Regions from separate parts of the Homo sapiens genome. Here region 2 is linked to region 1. The links are chromatin loops, found by intact Hi-C in ENCODE. Cell type or tissue: Calu3. All regions are shown on one strand. Links, peaks and the distances in the headings refer to the core of each region. The heading gives the core; the rest is flanking DNA.

Region 1 (5,381 bases), core at 273-5,272:
ACACTTGGACTGAACAGGTAGCACAAGGTCCCTCTCTGGAGAGCTTTGGCAGCCAGGAAGAATTTGGATTTGGGAATCTTTGCTGATTAAGCAGGAGGGGAGGATGATACACAGGAGAAATGGTATTTTAGGCAGCACCTATCCACTTTCTATTTAGGATAGAGGGAGTCTCAGTCAACAGACTTTGAGTATCTTGATCCCATTGGCAAAGCCAGCCTAATTCATAGATCAGCTTCAGGGACTGAAGCCAATTAAATCGGGGCACTCCAGCTTCACTGACAAGGCTGTTCCCATTGTGAAAGGGAGGTCAGACTCTGTAAGCCAGATACAGTTAGTCCTCCAATTTCAACTCCTCTCCCTGCGGCCAGGCCAGATCACCGAGTACCCTTGTGATCGTTAGCTGCTTCCATGCAGGCAGGCCTGCAAGAAATTCGTTGGCTTTCATTTAAAGATAGGAATTGGTAACTAAAATTGCTAGGGCGATACATAACTAAGTACTCTATAATCTTATCTACATAGATAAGAAATAATACATAAACCTGTATGATAATTAACACAGAGGAAAGTAGGCTATAAATAACCTCTAAAATGTTCTTTTACAGGGCACTAAGGAAATGGAAATGCACAGCAATTTAAAAAAAATGCCAATACTTCTCTTACTTGTCACAGGTTAGAGATATGTGAATGCCATGATTATGTTATACATTTAATTAGTATATACCTTTGTGTCTAAAGCATTTTCCATCGTGGTCGGCTATGCTTCCTGCAGTCTCAAATGCCCTCTACACACTACGGAATATCCTATCTCCCAGATGGACTGAGATTTCTTTACCACCGCATCCGTCCCCGCCCCACCCCTCCCCCACCAATTTTGAACATTTTACAAGCTCCAGTCTTTTAAAAAATCTCATTCAGGCATGATTTTTTTTTCCTAGAAAAACTATGCCTTTCACTTAGAAATAAAGAGAAGAAAACATCTTGGCGAGTCTTGAAATATGTCAATAAATTCATTGCCCAATAGGCCTCTGGATGAGTTTATTATTTTCCGCTGCCCATAACTCCAAGCATGCATTGGATGGAAGATGATATCTGATTGTTCAGATAATTTTTTTCTTACCATCAAGAATGGAATGCTTTTTCCACTTATAATTAAAATTGTTTCAAGAAGACTACTCTGATTAATTGGCCTGGTGGTATGTGTGATGCATGTCTCGTACTTTAGGCAGAACAGGATGCAGAGAAGGTGGAAAGGAGATAGAATGATGACCGTATTGAGTAACTGGGCCATGACAGTGAGTGTAGTCTGCTTTGCTAAATGTGAGTTTCTGTAATTTAGCTTGTAGGTGACTGGTAAATAGGGGCAGAGTGTCACCATCATGTGAAAGTTGTGCTGATTCATAGCAATTTCTGCCCTACACGTTAATGCTGGCCAAGCTTGTCTATCCACTCTCTTCTGTGTGCTCCCTTCTCCGTTGGAAGTGGTGATTGCTCGGTGCTCTCAATCTGGGAGCATTTTGCCCTTGTCTTCATATCTCAGCAGGGTCAACTCTCAAGCTGTTAAGCCCCTTCCAGGAAGCCACCCACACCTTTTAAAAAAACTTGTAGTAAATATACAGAACAAAACGTACCATCTTAACCATGTTTAAGTCTATTAAGTACATTTATATTGCTGTGCAACCAACACCACCATCCATCTCCAGAGCTGAAACTGAAACCCTGTACCCATTAAACATTAACTCCCCGTTCCCTCCACACCCCTAGCCCCTGGCAGACACCATTCTACTTTCCTTTTCTGAGCTTGACCGCTCTAGATACCTCATATCAGTGGAATCGTACGGGATTGGTCTTTTTGTGATTGGTTCATTTCATTTAGCGTAAGGTCCTCAAGGTTCATCCATGTTGTAGCATGTGTCTGAATCTCCTTCCTTTTAAGGCTAATATTCTATTGTATGTATACACCACATTTTTTTAATCCATTCATCCACCACTGGACACCTGGGTTGTTTCTGTCTTTTGGCTTTTGTGAATAATGCTGCCATGACTATGTTGCGTACAAATATCTGTTAAAGATCCTGCTTTCAGTTCTTTTCCGCATACACCCAGGGGTAAAATTGTTGAATCATATCATTTCCCATATTTTTAAAAGACATTCCTGCACAGCATTTGCAGTTGTAGTTCCTTGCTAGGAATCTAATGTGCCTTTTCAACTGCCTATGTCTTTTGATTACGATCGTTACTATTGTTAGGGCTCTGGTGATGAAGTCCTCAGGGTTCAAGGGGTCTCAGTCCTACTTTCATGAGCCCCGTTGTCTTTTGTGCACAATTTCACAGAACACAAGGCTTTTTTGTTTTTTTATTTTTTTTTCCTGAAATGCATACATCCCATCAGAGCAGAAATGGCCATAGGGTTGGAATAAATAGGCTGGGGTATAACCCTGTGCTGTATTACCTAATTACCTCAGAAAAATGAAACCATCTCAGTTTTCTGCTCCTTAACACTGCCTCCCAGGGTACCTGCAGGAGTTTCTGACCTGAAGCATCAAACACAAGCCCTTGGTGTACACATAACCAGTGTGATACGTTAGGAGTTTAATATGGTTGACCAGAGGCTTTTAGTCAGAGGGAGAACTTGGTTGAAGAGTTGAGAATCTCTGCAAGGAACTGGCTCAGTCTTTTTCTTATGCCTACAACTGTTGGCATTGTACACAAGGCTTAATGGACCAAACACATCAGACAAGTAAAACACCTAAACAGGAGCATTCTGTCCTAGCAATGAGTGTGTGTCCAGAGAGATCTGGAAAGCTTGAGGAAGGCAGGGAGGGGTAGAACAAGGGAAGTAAGGACACAGGAGCTGCTGTTCATTCTGGTAGAGCGGCTTGTTTATTATTCATGGTTTCCATGAGTGTTTGTTTATACCAGGAAATGCTCTCCTATGCATGCCACATGAGAGCAGGGCTCTGTGACTCAGGGTTGGTGACTGGGCTTGGAGGAATGTAGGCTCCGTCCACAAACAAAGGAGAATGAGGATTTGAATGTCACGGTAAACTTATTTGTGACTAAGGAGGTAGTGGGCAAAAGGGGGGCAGGAAGAAGCCATGGGGCAGATGAAAGAGGCGTCCTGTCTGCCCCCTGCCTGTTGCCATCACACTGGGTCGTTTTCCACATTGCTGATCACTGCAGTGTGTTCCAGTGATGGGCTTTATCTCATTAGTGAGTCCTGAAATGAATTTAGCAAATTTCCACCAGAATTAAATACAACAACCCAAGAGAGAAGAGAGAACACCGAACACACCCCATGAAGTAAAGGTTGGCATCGTTTGTCATTCTCTTTATGTTCTCATATGTGAGATCGTGGGGGTGAAATACGCATCTCACTGTGGGCTGTGGTCGGAAGTTTGAAAAACACCCTGGCATTTTGCCTGTCTTCTGTTCCTGGACCTTCCCTTTCTGTTGGTGAGAATTTTGTGTCCAAATCTGGCCAAGGGTGGACTCTGAAGAGACAATCCCTGGTTGACTCTAGTGTTCATTAGAGGAGTTCTGCTGCCACTTTTTCAGGAATCAGAGATGCCCTGAGGCCACCTAACACTCCTAGATCTTCTGTCACTGTGGTGTAGTGCAGCGTCCTGAATTTGGAGCTAAAAGCTTGGATTTGAATCACTGGAAATGGCTGATGGGGGCGGGAAAGCTCCCACCCATGTGGGGAAGAACCCAGAGGGAGAGCGGCTTGTACAAAGGCCCTGCGGGGCGGATAGAGCTGGAGAGCTGCGGGTCAGGTTGTCACAGGCCTTGCATGACATGCAAAGAAACTTGAACTCGGTTGTGTGGGTGCTGAGGCCTGACAGGAGTTGGGGGTGTTTCAGAAAGAGCTCTTGGGCAGCAGGAGGTGGTTGGGGAGGAACACAGAGATGGGAAGGCCTGCATCCAGGGGCTGTCGGGGAGGGAGAGAGCTGCTGTGCCACAGGGTGGCTGTGGGGAGGGAAGGGAGAGTGTGGGGCATGGGAGAGTCGGGGGACTGTCCCACAGAAAGCTGGTATCTGCCTGACTGGTGGCCAGGTGTGCAGCCTGGAGGAGACGGAGCTGGGCAATGCTGAGATTCTTAGGTGGACTGATGGGGGACAGTCACATTAGAACATGGTGGGCCAGACCCTCTGTCCTGAGACACATTGGCTCTACAGTGCCCGTCTCCCGTGCTCTCCTCCCACAGCCTCCACTTCTCCAAACACCCTGGGTTTCTCCCTGCCCAGCACCAGTGCACCCACCGCATGTCCTCAGTGCTCTCAAGTGGCATCACTGCTGCACAGCTCCTGCCAGTCCCCTAGAGAGCAGCCTGCAGCCTCAGTGGCATGGCAGTGCATCTCAGCACTGGGAGTTCCAATCCTATGAGATGTCACCGACTGGCATGGGTGCCCTCTGGGGAGACCTGGTTCAGGCAGGACCTCCTTTTTAAGGCTGTTTCTAACTTCCCATCCATCCTGAATTAGTCAGTGTTCTCCAGAGAAATAAAACCTATAGGAAGTATAGAGAGATAAATATTGATTGATTTTTTTTTTTAAGGAATTGCACACAAATTTGAGGGCTGGCAAGTCCAAAATTTGTAAGTAGGCCAGTAGGCTGGAGACTCAGGTAAAAGTTGATGTTGAAGTCTTGGGTCCAGAATCCACAGGGCAAGGCAGGCCACAGCAGGCTGGGGATTCAGGCAGGCTTTTGTGTTGCAGTCTTGAGGCCGAAGTCCTTCTTCCTCAGGGAACCCACATCTTCTCTCCTATGACTGTCCCCTGATTGGACAAGGCCCACCCACATGGCAGAGGACTCTCTCCTTTACTCAAGTCTAGTGACTTAGCTGTTAGTATCACCTAAAAATACCTTCACAGCCACACGGAGACTGCTGTTTAGATGTGTTTGCTGTCTAGATGCTGTTTGACTGGGCGCCATGGCCCAGCCAAATTGATGCATAAAGTTAGGCATTACAAAACCCCCACTAAAGAGTTGACAAGTCCCTGTCTGGGGTCTTTGCATATTTTAATCCATTCCTACAGGAATCCTGCGAAGATTCATAATCCTCATAATTTTACAGATGATAACATTGAGATTCACACAGATTAAGAGGCTTGCCCCAAATCACACAGTTCTGGAGACAGAATCCAGGAGATGGCCCTCAGACCCAGATGCTTCCTCCCGCAGTGCTGAGCTATCTGTGCTGTGATTGTGGGCATGCGTCCTTCAGCATTCAGGTTACATCAGGACTTTGAAAGACAGGCAGATCTTGGTCTGAATCCTTGCTCTGTCAAACACATGGGGCTGAGGACCCGGAACCATTTGTTTAACTCCTGGCTCAGTTTCCCCATTTGTAAAATGAAAATAATGATAAACTCTCCCTGGTT
Region 2 (5,381 bases), core at 195-5,194, 46 kb after region 1:
CTTGTGTTTTGAGGTGTTCGTCTCCTCCTCCTTGCAGCTCTGCTTGGTGACTGTGATGCCTGCTACTCTAGTTCTCCTCCTGCCCCTTCAGTCTCTGTGCCAGTTCCTCTTCCTCCTCCTACCCGCTGAAACAGCGTCTTCCTCAGAATACTGTTTCCAGCAGTTCCCATGGCCTCACCTATCACCTCATCTGCACTCACTCCAGACATCTTGAGAGTCAAGACCTGAAGTCCTGTCTGTTAGTACATATTTAATGTGGTAGGCACTTGAGTATTGAATGAAAACTCAGGCACCTTCCTCTCACTAGGTCTGCACACCTGCCCTGGCCCCAGAGCACACAGATAGGCTTACCCGCTTCTACGGTGTGATTGGGTCAGGCTGTTGGAGAAGCAGAGAGAAGATTTGTTGTGGAAGGGGTGCCATGGAGACAGATCTTGAAGATCTCAAGGATTTTGAGAGGGTGACATGGGAAAAAAAGGCCTTCTGCATGGGTGGAACTGCCTAAAACTAGGTTAGGCAACAGGAGGCACTTCCAGAGCCCAGCAGGTGGTCCTGGGAGCACTGGTAGAGATGGACAGGAGGAAAAGGATTCTTTCCTCCCCCTGCTGTTCTCAAAACACCAAGCACTGTAACCGGCACATTATAAGTGCTCTTTAAGGTTTTGAGAGAAGTTGAAAGTCAAGGTGTGTGGGCTGAGAGCCCTGGGGGGCCAGGCTGAGGAGCTTGACACATAATCCAGGAAGGGACAGGAGCCACTGAGCATTGTTGAGGAGGGCAGTGACTGACTGGGGAGGACCTTCAGGAAGCTTTGTCTGGCATGTGGGCGCTGGATGGATAGGAGAGTAGAAAAGTGGACAAGTGAGTACACTGAGGGGGAAGTGACGGAGCTCTGAGGAAGGGGAGTTGCAGGGGAAATGGACAGGAGGGAATGACTCCAGTGAGCTGGGGGCACAAGGGAAAGTAGGTGAGGGTGGGGGAGAGAGATGACAAAGGCCAGTGTTGGAGGAACTGGGAGAACGGAGGCATTGTTGACACAGGCGGTGGCCATGTTGTTTGTACTGGGGGCCTGGTGAGCAGATGCCTCAGCGTGGTTGAATCTGAGTGTGAGGAGTGAGGCCTGCGGGGGGTGCTCCCCAGTTGGTGCCAGGATAGCTTCACCTGGAGCCGAGAATGGGTGATGTGGTGGTCGCTCAGGCACATGGAGTTGCTGGAGAAACCAGTTGAGTCTGGAACCTTGGGAAGGGGCAGGAACAGGAGGAAGGATGGAGAAGGGGCACTCAGGTGGGAGGAAGCCTGGAGAGGAATCAGTGGCATCAGAGGCACTGGATTCTCTGAAAAGAGTCCCTTCGATTTGGCACTTAGCTATGCTTTAGCAAATATCAGAGGAGCAGGTCTTCTTCTGGAGGAAGAAGTAGGGTTAGTGTGGAAACGTAGCTATTCCTCAGTGAGCAATTGTTGGCTGAATCCTGCTACATGTCAGACGTTGTGCCAGGTGATGAAGTGGTCACAATGAGGAAGATGGATGTGGAGAGTTGCTGGGTGGTGCCCAGAAGATCAGTAATTGGGATTTTAACACATTGTGATGAGTTTAGAAGGGTGGAAGCTTTGAGGACTATAGAGACACAAAAAGGCAGAAACTGGAAAAGAGTTTGTAGAGGTTTCTTACCTTCTCAACCATTCAAGTTCATAGCCCATCTTCCCAACTTTGCATCCATGGTTCAGTAGCCGAGTCTGTGGTGGGCACCTCATTGATCTTTGCTGCTTTATGGTTTTATGAACTCTAGCAGCTTCCCCTGCAGACATTGAGACACCTTGTAGAACCTAGGCAAGACTGCAGTGGTACAGGCAGTGGCCAGATCACACATTATATAAGATGATGCCAATACGTATAGTTATTTAAATGTGCAGCTAAAATCGTCCTGAATGTTGTTGCATCATTTCAAATATATGACTTACAAAAGAAGAAAAGAAAAGTTAGCGCCGTTCAATCATCCTGAGATTGCTCCTTTGCCTGGGACTTGCAAGAGTAGGACAGGAAGTGGAGAGGAAAATGTCCAGGCTCTTTGCAGGCTGAGGTGCACATTACTGGAAATGTTGAGAATCACTGACAGAGCGAACCATCCAGCTCTGTGAAATAGGAGAAACCAACTAGCTGGAGAGGTAGGATGCATGCTCTGAGTACTTAACAATCCTTATTTTACAACTTCTGAATCCGTAACAGTTTGAGGATTTGGTAGTCAGTGATCCTGCTAATAGCTGCATAATGAGCCCGGTAGGTCCTCATTGATTCACCACTCACCGACTGGTCTGCCGCTTTCCACTGGAAGGACTAGGATTTCTTCTTCTAACACTGTTTATTCTATGGCTGAATCATTTGTACACTATTAAAAATTCTACGTGCTTTACGATATGTGGAATCTTGACCTCACTTGTCGGAATTTAATCAATGATTTAATCTCTACCTGTCTAAGCAGCTCACAATGGTTTTCTTATCCAAAGGATAGTTGCAGAATGTTTGTTAATTGGGACAGGAGTAAAATAGTGAATCTTGTAAGGATGAATTATGACTAAATTCATGGGAAGTGGACGATACAACTTTTTAAGCTTTATTAAGATACAATTTAAATACCAGTTCACCAATGATTTCTAATTCAACTAAATGGCTTTTAGCACATATAGGAAGAGTTGTACAGCTGTTGCCACTGATTCCAGGACCTTTTTAGCACCCCGCAAAGAAACCCCAATTCCTGTTAGCAGTCATTCCCCATTTCCTCCTGCTCCAGGCTCTGGCAACCACTGACCTGCCTCCTGTCTCTATGGATTTGCCTATTCTGGACATTTCCTATCAATGGAATTATACAATATGTGGCCTTTTGTGACTGGCTTCTTTTACTTAGATAATATTTTCAGTGTGCATTCATGTTGTAGCATAGCATGTGTCAGTACTTCTGTTTTATAGCTGAATAATATTCAATTATGTGGATATCAAATTTTGTTTATCCGTGCATCGGTTGATGGGTATTTGGTTCGTTTCCCCCTTTGACCATTATGAATAATGCTGCTGTGAACACTCATGTACAAGTTTTTGTGTGGGCACCTGTTTTCAGTTCTCTTGGGTATATACCCAGGAGTGGAATTGATGGGTCATATAACTCTATGTTTCATATTTTTAGGAACTGCCAAATTATTTCCAAAGTGGCTGCCCCATTTTACAGCCCACCAGCAATATAAGAGTGTTCTGATTTTTCCACATCTTTGCCAACACTGCTAAAGGACAGTATAATATTATATAAGACTCTTAATTATTTAGGCATTGATTATCTACAAGGGGGTTTTCTAGGATTTTGTTTCCCTTTCTCTGTCCCCAAGTTACTGATTTGTTGATTTCACTGTAATATCTGATTTTGCTTTCCCGAAGAGAGGAAGGTGAGGAGAATGTGGGAGAACTTAAATTGGTTAATATAGCTAAATATTAACACCTGTTAACAAGTTGACTAGAAAGGTTTAAGGGGGAAAGATGATTTAATTAGCTCAAGTGATGTTTGGATTAATAGCAACCTCTGTAGGACTGGGGATGTATTCTTAGGTACTATAATAATTTATGTTTTTATTTATGAAAAAATTAAAAATTTAAGCATGTTTCATATTATCTGGATGACCATGGTATGGGGAAAACTGTAACTTGATTTTTGTGCCTTAATTTGCATTTGATTTTAATTCTTTGGTGCCAAGAAATTCAACTAACATGGCAGCAATTAACTTACTGCAGAGTTTTCAAAATATCTTAAAGGGCCTGGAAAAATTTTTCTAGAAGCTTCATATGTTACCCAAATTTGATGAGGAGTATCATAGTCAGTACTCCTGTGGAGTTTTCAAGTAAAGCCCTCATAATGATGGTGGGAAGGAAGGTGTGTTCCCTAAGAGTGAGGCTTGGCATAAACCCTTCACACATTACCTGGAAGTATCACACTTCAATTTTAAAAAGATTCACATGAATTTACAGTGTTTTTTAATGTTACATAATAGGTAATACCTATTTTTAGTATGTAATAAAGCCTTAAATTATATAACATTCAATAAAAATACCTGTACCTTTCCACAGTGTACTAGAAAATGTTCCAATTTGTGTAGAACTGACTTTTACTCTTCTTTTCATTCCTGGTGGGAAGATCACTTGAGCCCAGGAGTTTGAGACCAGCCTGGGAAATATAGTGAGACCCTTGTCTCTACAAAAACCAAAAAAATTACCTGGGCATGGTGGCGTGGGCCTGTAGTCCTAGCTACTTGGGAGGATGAGGTGGGAGGATCACTGGAGCCCAAAAGGTTGAGGCTGCAGTGAGCTGTGATTATTGCACCACTGCATTGTAGCCTGGACAACAGAGTGAGACCCTATGTCAAAACAAAACAAAACACATGAGCAGCCTAGTACATGTCGGGCACTTAGTGTTCAGTAATATTATTTACTTTCCTGAAGAAAATGGCCAATTAATGGAGAGTAGTACATTTCAAGAGATAAGGAGAAGCATGATTTCTAACACTCTAGAATATTGGATTGGCTAGAAAAAAAAACAGTTTGAAGAGGAGAAAGAGATGAATGTGAAATGAGCAAGCTGCTGAGTACGGGGTGAGTAGTGATTACATATACTGGAAAAGAGGAACTTAGTTCTGTAGAAATCTTAACTTCGTGATAAAAGTTACCAGCAACAGCAGGTGGCCAAATAACAACCAGAGGGCACCTGAGATGGGTATGATCTTACTGTTCCAGTTTTTATTATGTTTCAGTCTTGAGAAAAGACCCATCTTTAGAGGAAGACATATATCTTTAATTTACTCTCCAGGTCCTCCATAACTGCTACAGTAGCTATAATATTTATGTGATGGAATAGTCAAGTATAAAATAATATTGAGATAAAAATTTTGACACAACAGAGACTCAGTAGGAAGAAATTGTAAAGCTGGAAAGAGTAAACAGTGCAATAGTGATTAACTACAGAATAAGTGTATCAAAGTACAACTTTCAAATTGTTAAAACGTAACTATCTCTTAAATGTATCATGAATATGTGTCAGAAATTTATTTAGCTCATCAATGAGGGAACCAGCAGGATGTTGCCACTGACTTAGTCTGTCAGGAAAGGCGTGCTGAGATGTTTGCTAAATTAGACAACACTGGTTAATGTCCTATAGGGCAGTAAAACTGTAACCTTTATAGTTACCTTTTCTGAAAGATAGAAATAATTTGCATCTCTAATGAGAAAAAAAGAAATCTGAAGATTAACCTATAACTTACCTCTAATTAGTAGTAAATAGCAGGTCAAAATAAAGTACGTCCTAGAGAATGAAATCAGTTAGACTGGCTTTGGTGTGATATTGAAAGTACAT

The links. Hi-C counts contacts between places; a loop is a spot of excess contacts. Peaks named below come from ENCODE experiments on the same cell type or tissue, not always from the same donor. Only the 100,000 strongest peaks of a DNase experiment are listed, where the experiment ranks them.
Region 2: a loop joins it to region 1, with 1.9 times the contacts of the local background. A loop is called at or near these places in 2 of 110 quality-filtered maps.

Annotation. Positions count from the first base shown.
Region 1 is chr13:24,146,012-24,151,392 of GRCh38, forward strand. It overlaps a transcript of SPATA13 not described here. Among named protein-coding and RNA genes, the nearest start is that of SPATA13, 12 kb to the right of the region's middle. RefSeq lists an enhancer at 3,436-4,112. In Calu3, for the core only: no CTCF peak of the experiment used is centred there; DNase peaks (open chromatin) are centred at 1,760 and 3,000.
Region 2 is chr13:24,192,343-24,197,723 of GRCh38, forward strand. The region is part of intron 1 of SPATA13 (spermatogenesis associated 13); the gene reads left to right. Among named protein-coding and RNA genes, the nearest start is that of MIR2276, 33 kb to the left of the region's middle. In Calu3, for the core only: no CTCF peak of the experiment used is centred there; no DNase peak of the experiment used is centred there.